Regions from separate parts of the Homo sapiens genome. Here region 2 is linked to region 1. The links are chromatin contacts, found by Hi-C in ENCODE. All regions are on one chromosome and are shown on one strand. Each heading gives the region's core, a stretch centred on a gene start or an enhancer-like site at or near the end of the contact. The rest is flanking DNA. Distances are from core to core; before and after follow the strand shown.

What was found. A loop is a pair of places that touch in the nucleus more often than their neighbours do. Pooled maps may share reads with other maps.
Region 2: a map of chondrocyte shows a loop between it and region 1 (1.9-fold over the local background). The contact joins two enhancer-like sites. A Hi-C loop is called at or near these places in 3 of 168 maps with a recorded cell type or tissue (chondrocyte, posterior vena cava and right cardiac atrium) and 1 of 50 pooled maps.

The regions. Positions count from the first base shown.
Region 1 is chr5:169,001,705-169,008,725 of GRCh38, reverse strand. The region is part of intron 4 of SLIT3 (slit guidance ligand 3); the gene reads left to right. Among named protein-coding and RNA genes, the nearest start is that of SLIT3-AS1, 8.0 kb to the left of the region's middle. RefSeq lists an enhancer at 897-2,096. Within about 2 kb of position 4,367, at least 7 of the 41 ENCODE cell types and tissues checked have a DNase peak (open chromatin) inside an H3K27ac peak, as active enhancers do.
Region 2 is chr5:169,158,036-169,164,933 of GRCh38, reverse strand. The region is part of intron 4 of SLIT3 (slit guidance ligand 3); the gene reads left to right. Among named protein-coding and RNA genes, the nearest start is that of MIR585, 100 kb to the left of the region's middle. RefSeq lists enhancers at 1-255, 256-1,122. Within about 2 kb of position 3,758, at least 15 of the 41 ENCODE cell types and tissues checked have a DNase peak (open chromatin) inside an H3K27ac peak, as active enhancers do.

The DNA of each region.
Region 1 (7,021 bases), core at 3,118-5,617:
AGTTTGAGATCAGCCTGGGCAACATACGGAGACCCTGTCTCTATTTTTATTAAAAAGTTAAAAAAAAACAACAACAGCAGCAGCAACAACAAAACAGATGGTGAGACACAGAGAGACCGTGTGGCTCATCCAGACTCACAAGGGAAGTCAGTAGCTGAGCCGGGAGCCCCTCTTTCTCAATAGAAAGGTGGAGCTAGCCGGGACTGCAGGTCTTATCTCGTCTGGGCCCACCTGCCCAAGAGGTCTGTGGATTTCTCTGGCTCCTTCCTGATGCCAGCTCTAGCTATTGCTATGGCCTCTTCTCCAAACCCCTGTGCTTCTCTTCATGGCTAGGGAAGTCAGGCCCGTCATGGCTAGGGAAGTCAGGCCCTTGTCTTGGAGCCTCCTCCCAGCCTTGCAGCTTCATGGCCACAGATTATGTGGTGACCCAAAGATGACTGCCCACAGGAATCATTTGCTTTTTTTCATGAGTCTAGAGATCCCTTTTCTATGAGACCCAATGTTTTCTCTAACTCACATCCTCCCAGAGATGATTTCTTTTCATTGCAAAGAATTGATCTTATTTTTGCCTTTAATCTTCATCTTTCCTTGTGTGAACTTTACCCAAGAGAAGAATAAAATTATCATTAGTTCACCAAGAGCCACATAGAGCTGGGAGTCTATCTTACATCATGGCAGAACAATGGCCCTCTGCCTGGTAATACCAAAAGAAAGTGTCCGGTTCTCCAGGGATGGGGCTCCACAAAGCTCAGGACCAGACCTCCAGGCAGGCTGGCTGCTTTGCAAGGAGATCTCTGTTTGGTGTCCTATAAGGCAACAGGGAAAAGGAAAATTCACAGGGAAGATTAATGTCTAAATTAATATCTAGCGATAACTTTTTTGGCCCTGAGTGCTTCAGCAAGAGAAGTCATGGGGAGCCCAATTTCAAAAGGCAAAAGGTGTGTATGTGTGTACCTGCATTATAACTGCATTAGTTAAAGGCCATCTTTAGTTCTGATTACTCTCGGGAAGAAACGCTATTAAGAGGGGCTTTCTACTTGGAGAAAGTGAAGATAGTTAAAACTCTAGCAGAGCAAGTCAGTGTATATTCAGTGAAGCAGACAGGCTGCAGTGTATGTAGGCAAACACATGCAGACTATACACCCAAAATACACACTTAACACACACATAGGTATGTGTCATGCAAACTACTTACCTATCCAGAGATTCCTAGACACTTTCAACCTAATCTTATTTTAACATCTATTCGTTTTGGATCAAAAAGCACGTAGAATAAGGTTGGGTCCAAAGGGACTGCCTGATGTTCCACCCCTTCATCCTTGGTGATCAGGGCAGAGCCCCTGGAATTGTCAATGAGTCATGATGACAGACTAGGAAAACATCCAAGATACTGAGACTTGGCAGTATACAGGTTGTATTAGTCTGTTTTCACACTGCTTTAAAGACATACCTGAGACTGGGTCATTTATAAAGGAAAAAAATTTATTTGAGTCACAGTTTCACATGGCTGAGGAGGCCTCAGGAAACTTACAATCATAGCAGAAGGGGAAGCAGGGACCTTCTTCACAAGGTGGCAGGAGAGAGAAGAGCAGGGGAAACTGCCCTATAAAACCATCAGCTTTTGTGAGAACTCACTCACTATCACGAGAACAGCATGGGGTAAACCGCCCCCATGATCCAGTCACCTCCCACCAGGTCCCTCCCTTGACCCCTGGGGATTACAATTTGAAATGAGACTTGGGTGGGGACACGGATCCTAACCACATTACAGGTTGCAGTTGGGGGGTGGGGTGGGCAGGGCTGCGTGATGAGAGTAGCCTGGCTTACCAAGTGCCCAGGGCATGCCTCAGGCACCATGTATGTGTATCCAGACACTCTGCAAAAAGGCCAAGGGGCTCGACTCTCATGTCCAGCAACAGGAACGGTTGGGTGGGAGGCACTCAGGCTTCCTGGTAAAGCAGTCTCTCATTTAGGGAACTTTGGGGAGGAAAAGACAAATGGAGGTGAAGAATTAACTTTTCTTTCTTTGAATTTTCAAATCCTGTTTCTAATAGTAAACACTAGGTTGTTGTCAGCTCTTTGTGCTTGGAGAGTTGTGTGTGTGTGTGTGTGTGTGTGTGAGAGAGAGAGAGAGAGAGAGAGAGAGAAGAGGGGGAAAGAGAGAGAAAATCTTTAAATTTTAATTGGTCTGCAATGGAAGATTTAACTGTTTAAAAAACAAAACCCTCTTGGTCCCAGACCACAACTTGTGTGTAATGTGGGAGGCTGGGGAATAGTGAAGAAAGAGGGAAGGGAGGGGTAGATTCCTCATGGCTCCACAGGGAGTCGTGTTGTTAAGGGATGAAGGAACCAGCCATATGGACAGTAGAATACAATCCAGATCTGCCAACTCTCTCATTGTCGCATCTCTTAGGTGAAGAAGCTAATTTTTTGCTTTTTGTATTATCCTATAAATAAAATAGATGATTAGAGAAGAGAATGCTTTAAGGTTTACCATATACCCAAATTCAGAGGATGGCCAGGCTGGTTGGTAGTTACGCTGCAAGGCCCTGAATTACAGTAAGACAGCAGTGGCCTTGGGGACCAGGCATTACCACTTGGTAGGATGATTTTTTTCTTGTCTGTGTCCCCTTTCACTTAGATTATGAGGCCTTGCAAGGCTGGAACTGGGCCTGCCTTGTCCACCACAAGGACAAGGGCCTAGCACAGTGCCTGGCACTGAGGAATTGCCTGTTGAAGATTCGACAGCAAATACCTGTTGAATTTTCTATGGGCATTTTGGGGAAAGTATAAACTTGAAGTTCCTATGGCCCTGCTGACTTCTATGCACTGCTGTTTGTTTGCAACACCAACCTTGAGCAATAACATAGGTTGCCTTTGAAGCCTTTTGCGCTGCGTTTCCCCCAGAGCTCCAAAGGCGCAGAGTGCCAAAGGCACAAGTACTCACCAGCAAGGCAAGTATGATGTCTGCCCTGCTTGCTGCTGTACCTGAAACTCTAGTATAAAGTGTCTGGAACATAGTAAATATTTGTCGAATGAATGAATATTACAGCTGTGTCCTTTGCTATATCCTGATTATGTAGCTGAAAGATGAAAGTAGGGATATACATACTGGTAATATCATGAGTGTCATTTGCAAATCCTTTCCAAATGGTGTTAAACTGAGTTGAATGTATTGTCTCCATTCTCATTCAACCTTGGCCCAGGTCATCAGGGAAGATGCTGGTGGTGTTGCTGATGATCATAGCAACCACACTGGTTATAATGTTTACCGTTCACCTTGCCATGGGCCAGGAACTCTCCTATACATGTTACATGCATCATCTCTCAAGTGTTTGTAGCCACTCCATAATGCGGACGTTAGATTCTCTGTTTTACAAAAACTGAAGCTCAGAGGCTGTTGTAGTCAGCTCAGGCTACTGTCACAGAATATAGGCCTACCTGGGGGATATTATGGGTTCCATTTCAGACCACTGCAAACAAAGTGAGTATCGCAATAAAGTGAATTACACAAATTTTTTAGTTTCCCAGTTCATATAAAAGTTATGCTTACACTGTTCCATAGTCTATTTTGTAACAGCATTATGTTTTAAAAACAATCTGCATAACTTAATAAAAAATACTTTATTGCTTAAAAATACGGACACAGAAACACGAAGTATTCCTGCTGTTGGAAAACATGACACCAATAGACTTGCTTGATGCAGGTTGCCACAAACCCTCAATTTGTAAAAAAGAAGAAAGCTCAATAAAACAACGTGCGCCTGTACCATAAACTGGGTGGCCTAGACAGCAGACACTTATTTTTCACAGTTCTGGAGACTAGGAGGTTCAAGGTCAGGGTGCCAGCATGATCAGATTCTGGGGAGGGCCTTCTTCCTGGCATGCAGCTGCCTTCTAGCTGTATCGTCACATGGCCTAGAGAAAACAAGCTCTCTGGACCCTTCCTATAAGGGAATTCATCCATCATGAAGATTCCATCTTCATGACCTCATCTATACCTAATTCCTTCCCAAAGGCTCCACCTCCAAATACCATCGTCTTGGTGGTTAGGCTTTCAAACATGAATTTTAGTTGGACACAGACATGCAGTTCATAGCAGAGGGGTTACCTGTAGTCCCAAAGCTACGTAGCTAGGGAGACGCAGAGGCAGAATTTTCACTCAGGTCTGTTGAGCTGAGTCCAAAGCCCCTTCTCTCCTCTCTGCATCACGCTGAGCAGTATCATACTCAGCGCTTGGAGGAAGGCCCAGAGGGCTCAGTAAAAGCAGCTGAAGAAAAACAAATTGGAGGGAGTTTATTATGGTTGATCTTAAAAGCCTTGTAATGACCTTATTTTCTCCAGAGGACATTCTGAAAGCCAGTGATTTACCCTGGCAGCCCAGCTGGGGGAAGATGTCCAGGCAGCCAGTTCCCCCTACCTGTGCCTCTGGGCATGGCAGAACCGAACCCAGCAGGGACTCCCGAAGGAGCCATTCCCATCCACTTTTATTTCTCTGAGATGCACAGAATATCAGCCCTTCGGGTTTCGTGTTGTTCTGTTTTTTGGTGTGTGTGTTTTTTTTTTCCCAAAACAGTCGTGGGCTTCTAGCCAAAAGTCCTTTCAATTAATGGACTAGGAACAGCACCCATGAAGAAAATTAAAAACAGATAAGAAAAGAAGGGCCTTCATGCGCAGAGTAGAGGAAGGGAATAATTCTTGGATTATGCTGATGATTTACCAATGTTTTCCTAACGTGAGAATCAGTCAGCAGGGGCCTGGGTTTTTTATGGAAGAGGAACCTCTTCCAGACAGCTCACTCCACAACAGGCCTGATAAATCCCCACATCCCCACTTCCAGCGAGAACGCTGCCCCCTCCAGAGCCACCATGTCAAAGCCTGTTTAGCTGTTCCTTACTTATCAGCCACAACCCCAACATTAGTTCATGCTTGGAATATGAAGCCATTTCATATTTATTCTTGTTATATCTGGCAAGAAGCCTTAAGGAAAAAAAGAGAGTCCCCTGTTGGTGCTGTTCAGCTCTTATATCTTTATAGTCTCCCAAATTGATTTGACAGGGCAATTGCAGGCCATGGGTGAGACGAAACTCTTCTCTCAGAAAAGTCTGGGAGACTAGGCACAAATACACAGCCCACTCCTTCAGCTTCTGCCCTGAGCCTGTGTTCACGTCTGTGTTCACATCTGTGTTCACGGCCACTCTGGCCCCTGCAGACCAATGCCATAGAGTTTCCTCGTGTCAATTTTCTGGTAGGAGCCTCTGAAAAGAACTAGGGTATCGGAGGAGACGTTAGCAATGGAATTCACCACAGGACATTCTAGAAGCTGAGCAGGGTCAGACTCCCACAGAGGGTACTGCAGACACTCAGTAGGACTTCAAGGCCACATGAGCTTTGGGAAGATGTACTGAGTGCCCTGGTCTGCCCAGAAGCTAGGGCCCATATTCTGCAAGCCTCAGATGGGTCAAAAGAGTTTTAATCCAAGGAATAGTGACAACTTGAAATGATATGCAAAGTTTGTTTGTGCGTGCTCAGACACACTGAGTATTCTAGGAAAAAAGGACTAGATTTTACTGCATACATATGTAGATACATACTGGTAATATCATGAGTGCCATTTGCAAATCCTTTCTAATGGATTTAGTAGGTAAACAAAGGAATCTATGACCCCAGTAAGCTTAAGAACCTGTGAGCGAAGGCAGCCTTCCCCCAAAGAATAAGTGCCCCACTGGTAGTTTGAGATGATTTTAAGTAAGATTCAGACAAACTTCTTCTTTTACTAGGCATATACTTGTTTTCATACAGTTAAAACCTATATGTAACTAATATACCAAGTTTGTAATTTCACAGACATTGCAGATCAAGGTGAGGATAAAACAGATGTTTAAATAAGAGTCATTAATGGATAAGGTAAAACAAGTAAACAGTAGTACAAGTTTTGTGCCTCTATGGCAAAATTAGCTAATAGTGAGAAGAGACTGCTAAAGTTAGGGAAATACTTTGATCAAGGAAGAAAAACACGGAAAAATGTAGTCCTCATCCCCTCTTGTCCCAAATACTGAGATGTTTCTACATTAGAGCCCCTGTTTCTAGTCTCTTCCACTGGTTGCCTGCACACCATTGCCATTCCCATACTCACTCACTCCACGTGACTTTCCTGCTCTAGACTACACAATGGCTCCCTGTGGCCATCACATTCTGTCCACACTCTCTAACTGGGTTTGCAAGTCCATCCTCCCACCTGATGTCATCTCCACTATTTCCTAGTTCTGAAACTCTTCACTTCCCAGACCATTCTTTTCATTGTCTGCTCCAAATCTCCCCATCTGCCCCATCTGTACTCATTGATGCCCCATTGCTTTTTCTTTTTTTCTTTTTTTTTTTTTTTTTTTTTTTTTTTTTTTTTGAGACAGAGTCTCGTTCTGTTGCTCAGGCTGGAGTGCAGTGGAGTGCATCCTGGCTCACTGCAACCTCCACCTCCCAGTTCAAGTGATTCTTCTGCCTTAGCCTCCCTAGTAGCCGGAAGTACAAGCACACACCACCATGCCTGATTAATTTTTAATTTATTTTTATTTTTAGTAGAAATGGGGTTTCACCATGTTCACCAGGCTGTTCCCGAACTCCTGACCTCAGGTGATCTGCCTGCCTCGGCCTCTCAAAGTGCTGTGATTACAGGAGTGAACCACCACACCAGCCACATTGCTTTTTCCTATAATTACCTTCATACCCCCATGCTCCCTATTCCTCTTTTGAGTCCCCTCCTCTCCCTACTCTAAAAACCTACCGTTTGCAGTTCCCACCAATGTCTCCCTTCTCTGGAGTACTGCTGCCCTGCAATTCTGTATGTCAAGGGGAAAAAAAAAGGAGGGAGACTTTGGTTAATTACCACTTCACTTGGCACCAGGAAGGGTAGGCTAAGAGAGGAGCTATAGCCAGGAGTCTAAAACTTTTCTTTTGGCTTGTTTAAATTGTTGACAAAAATGGGATTAGTTTGAGATTAATCACTGAAAAACAAGGGAGATAA
Region 2 (6,898 bases), core at 2,509-5,008, 160 kb before region 1:
GAAGCCCAGGCATCCAACGGCAGGGTATCTTCTGTGGCTCACGCAGTGAGCCTGCCCCCATCTTTGTCCCGAAACCTTGGCATGCCACCCCAGCAGGGCAGCCTTGCCTGGGAAGCCTGGGAACAGGGCGTGTTGTTGGCTTGCAGTTTAATTGAAGTGGAAAGCAGCCCATTGAGACAGGCCCAGATCTGTTAATCCTGCTTGTAGGAATGCTGGAGATAAAAGCAGCCATGGACCTAGAGAACAATAGCTCCACATACCAGCAGGAAAGGGCACTGTCATTGCCCCAAACCAAACAACTGCCAGGGCCTGGAGGGTCTGGCGGGGAAGGCCCAGGATGAGGCTGACTCATAGAGATGACAGAACAGCCCGGAGAGAATGGGAAAATGTAGAAGGCCAAGTTTACCCCAGTGCATATATACTTTGGGGCTGAGTAATGTGGTAGACAAATCACTCCCTTCACCATCCCACCCAGAGTGGAAGCACACCCTGAAGCCTCAAGGATAATTTCTACTTAAAACAGTTGAGTAAAATGGAACCACAGACTCTGCTGCTTCTTCAGGAAAAGGGGCTGCGGTCCTGAGACTCCCAACCCGTTGTGCTAGAATGGGACCTTGGGAAGGAAAGCTTTCTCCGAGGGAATTGAATTAGCCGGAAATATTTAAGATCCCATTTTCCCTCCCATTGGCTTGTATTTACTGGTCTTGATGGGGAGTCCGAGGATGGTACTTAGAGGCCCTGCAATGGAAATTCTAAAACAATTGACCAGACTTTCGAATGTGTGGTTATGTTTAGATGTCTTGGGTTGCTTTCCCCTGACTTTGAAAAGGAGCAGACAAAACATGTTGATTTGCGAACATCCTTCCAGAACATAAATCACTGGGGTGAGTGTGGGGTTGGAGTCTGTCATAGCTCACTGGGAGATGGGCCCACTGCCTGTCTTTCATGGTCTCCCCTTTGCACTCTGCCCTCTGCCCCATGGACATTCTCACTGGGGGCCCGCAAGCATCACCTCTGCCCAGGCCCAAAGGAACGAATGGGGCAAAAGTTTGAGGAATTTGCCTTGGTGAGTTTTATAGAAAAACTAGCCTGAAAGTGGTAAGATTGGAAGAGCGCAGGAGTGGTCACGTCACCCTTCCTTCCGTTGTCCAGTAGAATGACACTAGATAGTTCCTGAACTTCCTTAGTATTTCCCGATATGCTCTCTGCAATGATAAAATATCCAGATTTTATCTGGGCTGATAGCTCATGCTATCTGTCTAATCGCTTTGGTGAGGTTGCCAGCCTCAAGGAGAAATCAGGGAGAATCAGAAATTAAACATTTTTCAGTCATTTTTTTCACACATATAAGTTGCATTTTGGTTGTTCCTCTAGAGAGACACTAGGGAAAAGGGAGCCGCTATGATGTCCACAGCCCTCATTCCAAACACCCATTGATTAAACAGAGCCTGGCTCAGAAAGCCTGTGTCGGGATTAAGGTACTCATGTATCTTAAGTGCAACTTGGATTTCCCAGTTCAACCTGGGCTTCATGCATTGGAGTCTGCACGTTCAAAGTGAAAGTCATGTAAATCAGATGAATTTGACTATCAGCCTGGCACACCTTTTCATTTCCTTTTTTTTCCTCGCACGGTGGCCTGGGCTGGAATGCAATGGCACAATCTTGGCTCACTGCAACCTCCGCCTCCCAGGTTCAAGCGATTCTCCTGCCTCAGCCTCCTGAGTAGCTGGGATTACAGGCACACACCACCATGCCCAGCTAATTTTTGTATTTTTAGTAGAGGCGGGGTTTCACTATGTTGGCCGGGCTGGTCTCGAACACCTGACCTCATGATCCACCCACCTCGACCTCCCAAAGTGCTGGGATTACAAGCGTGAGCCACCGTGCCCAGCCCCTTTTTTAATGATCATCAGAGCCATTTTCTTCTCCCTCCTGTCTGTTATTGAGATATTTACTCTGTGTTGGAATCAGGTTCAAGTTCCCCATTCTCTGCAGGTCTTTCTCCCTTAGAGCTATCTCCCTACTCCTACCTTACCTTCCTATTATGATTTGGCAGTGAATCCTGTATCACCTGGCTGACAGATCTTAATGATGACCCTGGCCATTTAGCAACTAAGCCTCCTACCATGTGCCAGGCATCATACAAGGTCATTGCCCTAACTTCATTTTATCCTTACAGCAGCCTGAAAAGGTAAGGGGAGCCAGGCCCAGTGAGATTAAGTGACTTCATTAAAGTCCCACTCATAACAATCGGGGTCAGGAATGGTGTGAGCTCTGTTTGACCCCAAACCTCTGAACACGGATGCTTTGACTCATGGTGTGGTCAGTGCTGTTGGATAACTTTGCGCACATGCTTGTCTGGTTTTGATAATTAGGGAATATGCTTTGCAGGGCAGGAAGCTCACATTTCTTTGTGTCCCCATGGCATCTGGCACAGCACTTTTCACTCCAAAGACCTGCATGACTGTGTGTTGCTTGAGAGGTCTGAGCAGCTCATGTTCACTTTGTGCTGATAACCTGGAGACAGGAAGGAAAGGAACTTCTTCTCCTGCTGTAAGGGCAACATGGCGATACACAGCACATCTCAAACTCTGTGCATCCCAGTCTCCTGGAGGACTTGTTAAAACAAATCGCTGAACCTACCCACCAGTTTCTGAGCCAGTGGTTCTGCATGGGGCTGGATAATTTGCACATCTACCAAGATCCCAGCTGGTCTTGGACCCCACTTTGAGGATGACTGTCATACTGGGAAGTACAACCCAAATTCGAATCCCATCTCTGTGGCTTACTAACCACGGGCAAGTTTCTAGAACTCTCAAGGATCCAGTAGCACCCTCTGTAATGAAAGCATAATAACATCAACAAGTTGTTGTGAAAATTAACTGAATATCCCATATATACATAGTATTTCTTTAGCAAATACAGATACAGCACTTTATATGTGCTAAACACGTGTTGGCACCCTTTACAAACATGAACTTAATTCTCATAACAAGGCTAGGTAGTAGTCCCTCTGTTTTCTTCCTTGTACAGAGAAGGATACTGAAGCCCAGAGATGGTCTATGACTTGCCCAGGGTCACCCAGCTAGTAAGTGTGCAGAGCTGGGCTATAATCCAGACAGCCTGGCTCCTGAGGCCCCACCCTCAGCTACCACAGTGGACAGTACCTGGCCTGTCTCTTCCCCATTCCCAGGTTACACTAAGAATGGGCCCTACAAAAGGGCAGAGATTATTTTTCTAGTTCATAGGCAGATTAACCATACATGAAAAAAAAAAAAAAAAGACTGTTTTATGACCACAGCTTTGAAACCACATGGTTGGCCTCCCTTCTGATATCAGTATGGTCAGCCGGGAGTGACTGTTTCTCTTTAAACATCTCTGGCACCGAGGTTTATCATTGCTCAAGAGGACGGTGCTTTAAAGAGGCCTTCAGGCTGAAGGAGTGGAGGCGGCAGGATGCGGGTCAGTAATAAAAGTGAAGAGAGATTTGCAGCTCCCCCATGGAGGGCCTCAGGAGTCTAGCCAGTGGGCGGGTACAGAGGCTCGGCCCAAGGAAGGGGCAGTGATGGACAGGGTGGGAGGGGAGCAAATAGTTTCAGCATGGCAGAGTAACTGAAGCTGAGAGGGCAGGCAGTGGGAGAATTCCAGCTATGTCATGGGAAATGGCTATGGCCAGGGCTCTGAATTAGCGGCCGACCACAAATCCCCTGGGACCCTGCCAGGGGTCAGGAGACTGGGGCACCGCTGGGATGCCAAATGGTATGCCATATTTCATTGTCAGAGGAGGAGGAGGCGATTTTAACTGTTATCCCTAGATGTGAGTGCTGGCACTGCCAGGAGCTGAGAGCTGGGTGGGGACGTATGTAGGAGTGAGAGAGAAGCTAGAAAAATCCGCTTTTCATTCCAAGGAACAACATAGAGGAAAGACCAAGCCATGCCGCTGGGGATTCGCATGATCTCAAAGCTTTTTTGGCCACCATCTCTGAAGGCTTTCTGCCCTTTTTTCTTTTCTCTGCAAGGTGAGACATCAAAGTCTCCCATTGCCATGTTAGAGAGCTAAAAGGGAAATGCTGACCTGGATCCCTCAAAGTGTAGGTGGATGGAACAATGGGGCTTCTGGGAGAATGGGCTTCACGTGGTTGGCCTGTTTGACATCTTTGGCTTGGAGCTGAGCAATGAAATGTGGAAAAAAATCAGCTTTGAAAGTAAACGAGCTCAGTGCCCAGCCCACGCTGGGGATGCTGGGAGGGATAGGGTTGTATCACTTGATTCATTCCTCCAGCTTATCTCAAGTCCTGGCACCATGAGGCCTTTATAAATGTTTGTTGAGTGAATGAGGGGACTGATTGATTAATTGCTTAATTATGTCCAAACGGATGATAAATTCAAAAAGAATCTTGGCTAACTCTTTAGAAATGCTTGATGAATTAAAGGTTTTTCTGAACTCATCATCGCCCCCTGTGACTGTGAAAGGAAGCCTTTCACCCAGGCTAAGAGGAATGGACACGTCTCTTTTTTCTTAGGTATTTCACTGGATTTCATTTACACTGTAAATAAAGGTTAATAGCCTAGGCCTTAAAGTTAGACAAGTGAGGTTCACACTGGGCAGGTGAGATGTGTGCCCTTAGGCAAGTCACTTAACTTCTCTGAGCAGTAATTTTCTCATTATAAAAGGAAGATAATAGTAGTGTCTTCCTCCTCAGACCATTAAAATAATCTCTCTGAATGGCATGGCACAGTGATAGACATGTAATAGCCTTCAGTAAGTACAACTCTTTGGGATCAGTGAGGATTAAGTTCAACTAAAGGAACATAAAACCCCTTAGTAATGGCTTAAACAAGGTAGAGATTTGTTTTTCTTTATGAATCTACAATTAGGAAATCTATAGTTGGTATGGTAGTTCTGCTCTACCAAGTGCTCAGAGACCCAGGTTGATTTGGCTTTGTTCTATTATCCCTATGTTGTGGCCTTATCCCAGTAGTCTAAGTTGGAGTGGCAGCCATTATATACATTTTCTAAGAGGCAGAATGAAGGAAAAACAAAAAATGGGAAAGGGCATGTGCTGGTTGCATTTTAAGGGAAGTAGCCATGTAGCACTTTTGCTTATATCACGTTAGCGTATAGTTGGGTCATGCTTTTTTTTGTTTGTTTGTTTAAGAGACGGAGTCTTGCTCTGTCACCCAGGCTGGAGTGCAGTGGTGCAATCTGGGCTCACTGCAAGCTCTGCCTCCCAGGTTCACGCCATTCTTCTGCCTCAGCCTCCCGAGTAGCTGGGCCTACAGGTGCCTGCCACCACGCCCAACTAATTTTTGTGTATTTTTAGTAGAGACGGGGTTTCACCATGTTAGCCAGGGTGGTCTCGATGTGCTGACCTTGTGATCCGCCCACCTCAGCCTCCCAAAGTGCTGGGATTACAGGCGTGAGCTACCGCGCCTGGCCTGGGTCATGCTTTTTAAAAAAATCTACCAGTCTCTGTTTTTTGCTGCTGTTGTTGTTTTGTTTTTTTGAGATGGAGTTTCGCTCTTGTTGCCCAAGCTGGAGTGCAATGGCACGATCTCAGCTCACTGCAATCTCTACCTCCCGGGTTCAAGCCATTCTCTTGCCTCAGCCTCCTGTGTATTTGGGATTACAGGCATGTGCCACCATGCATGGCTAATTTTTGTATTATTAGTAGAGACAGGGTTTCTCCATGGCTAATTTTTGTATTATTAGTAGAGACAGGGTTTCTCCATGTTGGTCAGGCTGGTCTCGAACTCTTGACCTCAGGTGATCTGCCCACCTCGGCCTCCCAAAACGCTGGGATTACAGGCATGAGCCACCATGCCCAGCCTCAGTCTCTGTTTTTTAATTGGTATATTTAGACCTCAGGTGATCTGCCCGCCTCAGCCTCCCAAAGCACTGGGATTACAGGCATGAGCCACCATGCCCGGCCTCAGTCTCTGTTTTTTAATTGGCATATTTAGACCATTTACATTTAATGTAATTATTGGTGTGCCAAGTCTGCCATTTTATTTTTTGTTTTCTGTTTGTTCTGTTTTTAGTTTCCTTGTTTTCTTGTGGGTTACAAGAACATTTTTTAGAATTCCATTTTGATTTATTTATAGGTTTTTGATTCTTTTTCTGTATAGCATTTTTAGTAGTGCCTCTAGGTATTATATGTGCATAACTTATCACATTCTACTGGTGTTGACAATTTACTAGTTAAACTGAAGTGTAGAAACCTCACTTCCCTTTATGTTCCTTTGCCCTCCCCTATTACAATATAATTGTCTTAAATATTTCTACATAAACTGGAAAACCACACCAGACAGTAGTTATAATTTTTGCTTTAATCACCAAACATAATTTAGGAAATTTAAGAAGGAAATATATTTTCCCATATTTTTACTCTTTCCATTGTTCTTCCTTTTTCTGAATATTCTAATAGTCATTTTCTTTTTGTTTAGAGGATTTTTTTTTAGCCATCTTTTAGGGGCCATCTGCTAGTGACAAATTTTCTTAGTTTCCTTTCATCTGAGAATTTCTTGATTTTCCCTTCATTCCAAAGGATATTTTTGGCTGGATATAGAATTCTGGGTTGACAGATCTTTTCTTTCAGCCCTTGAAAAAAAATTGTGTCACTTCCTTCTGGACTTCATGGTTTCTGATGAGAAATATGCAGTCATTTGAATTCTTTTTCCCCTGTAGGTAAGTCAGTAAAGTATTGTTTCTCTCTTGCTGGTTTCAAGATTTTGTTATTTCCAGAAATTTTTCTATGGTGCGTCTTGGCATAGATTTCTTTGGATTTATCCAGTTTGGGATCTTCTCACCTTATTTAATCTGTAGGTTTCTGTCTTTTTCCAAATTTAGAAATGTCTCAACCATTATTTCTTCATGTATTTTTTAAGCCCCATCCTT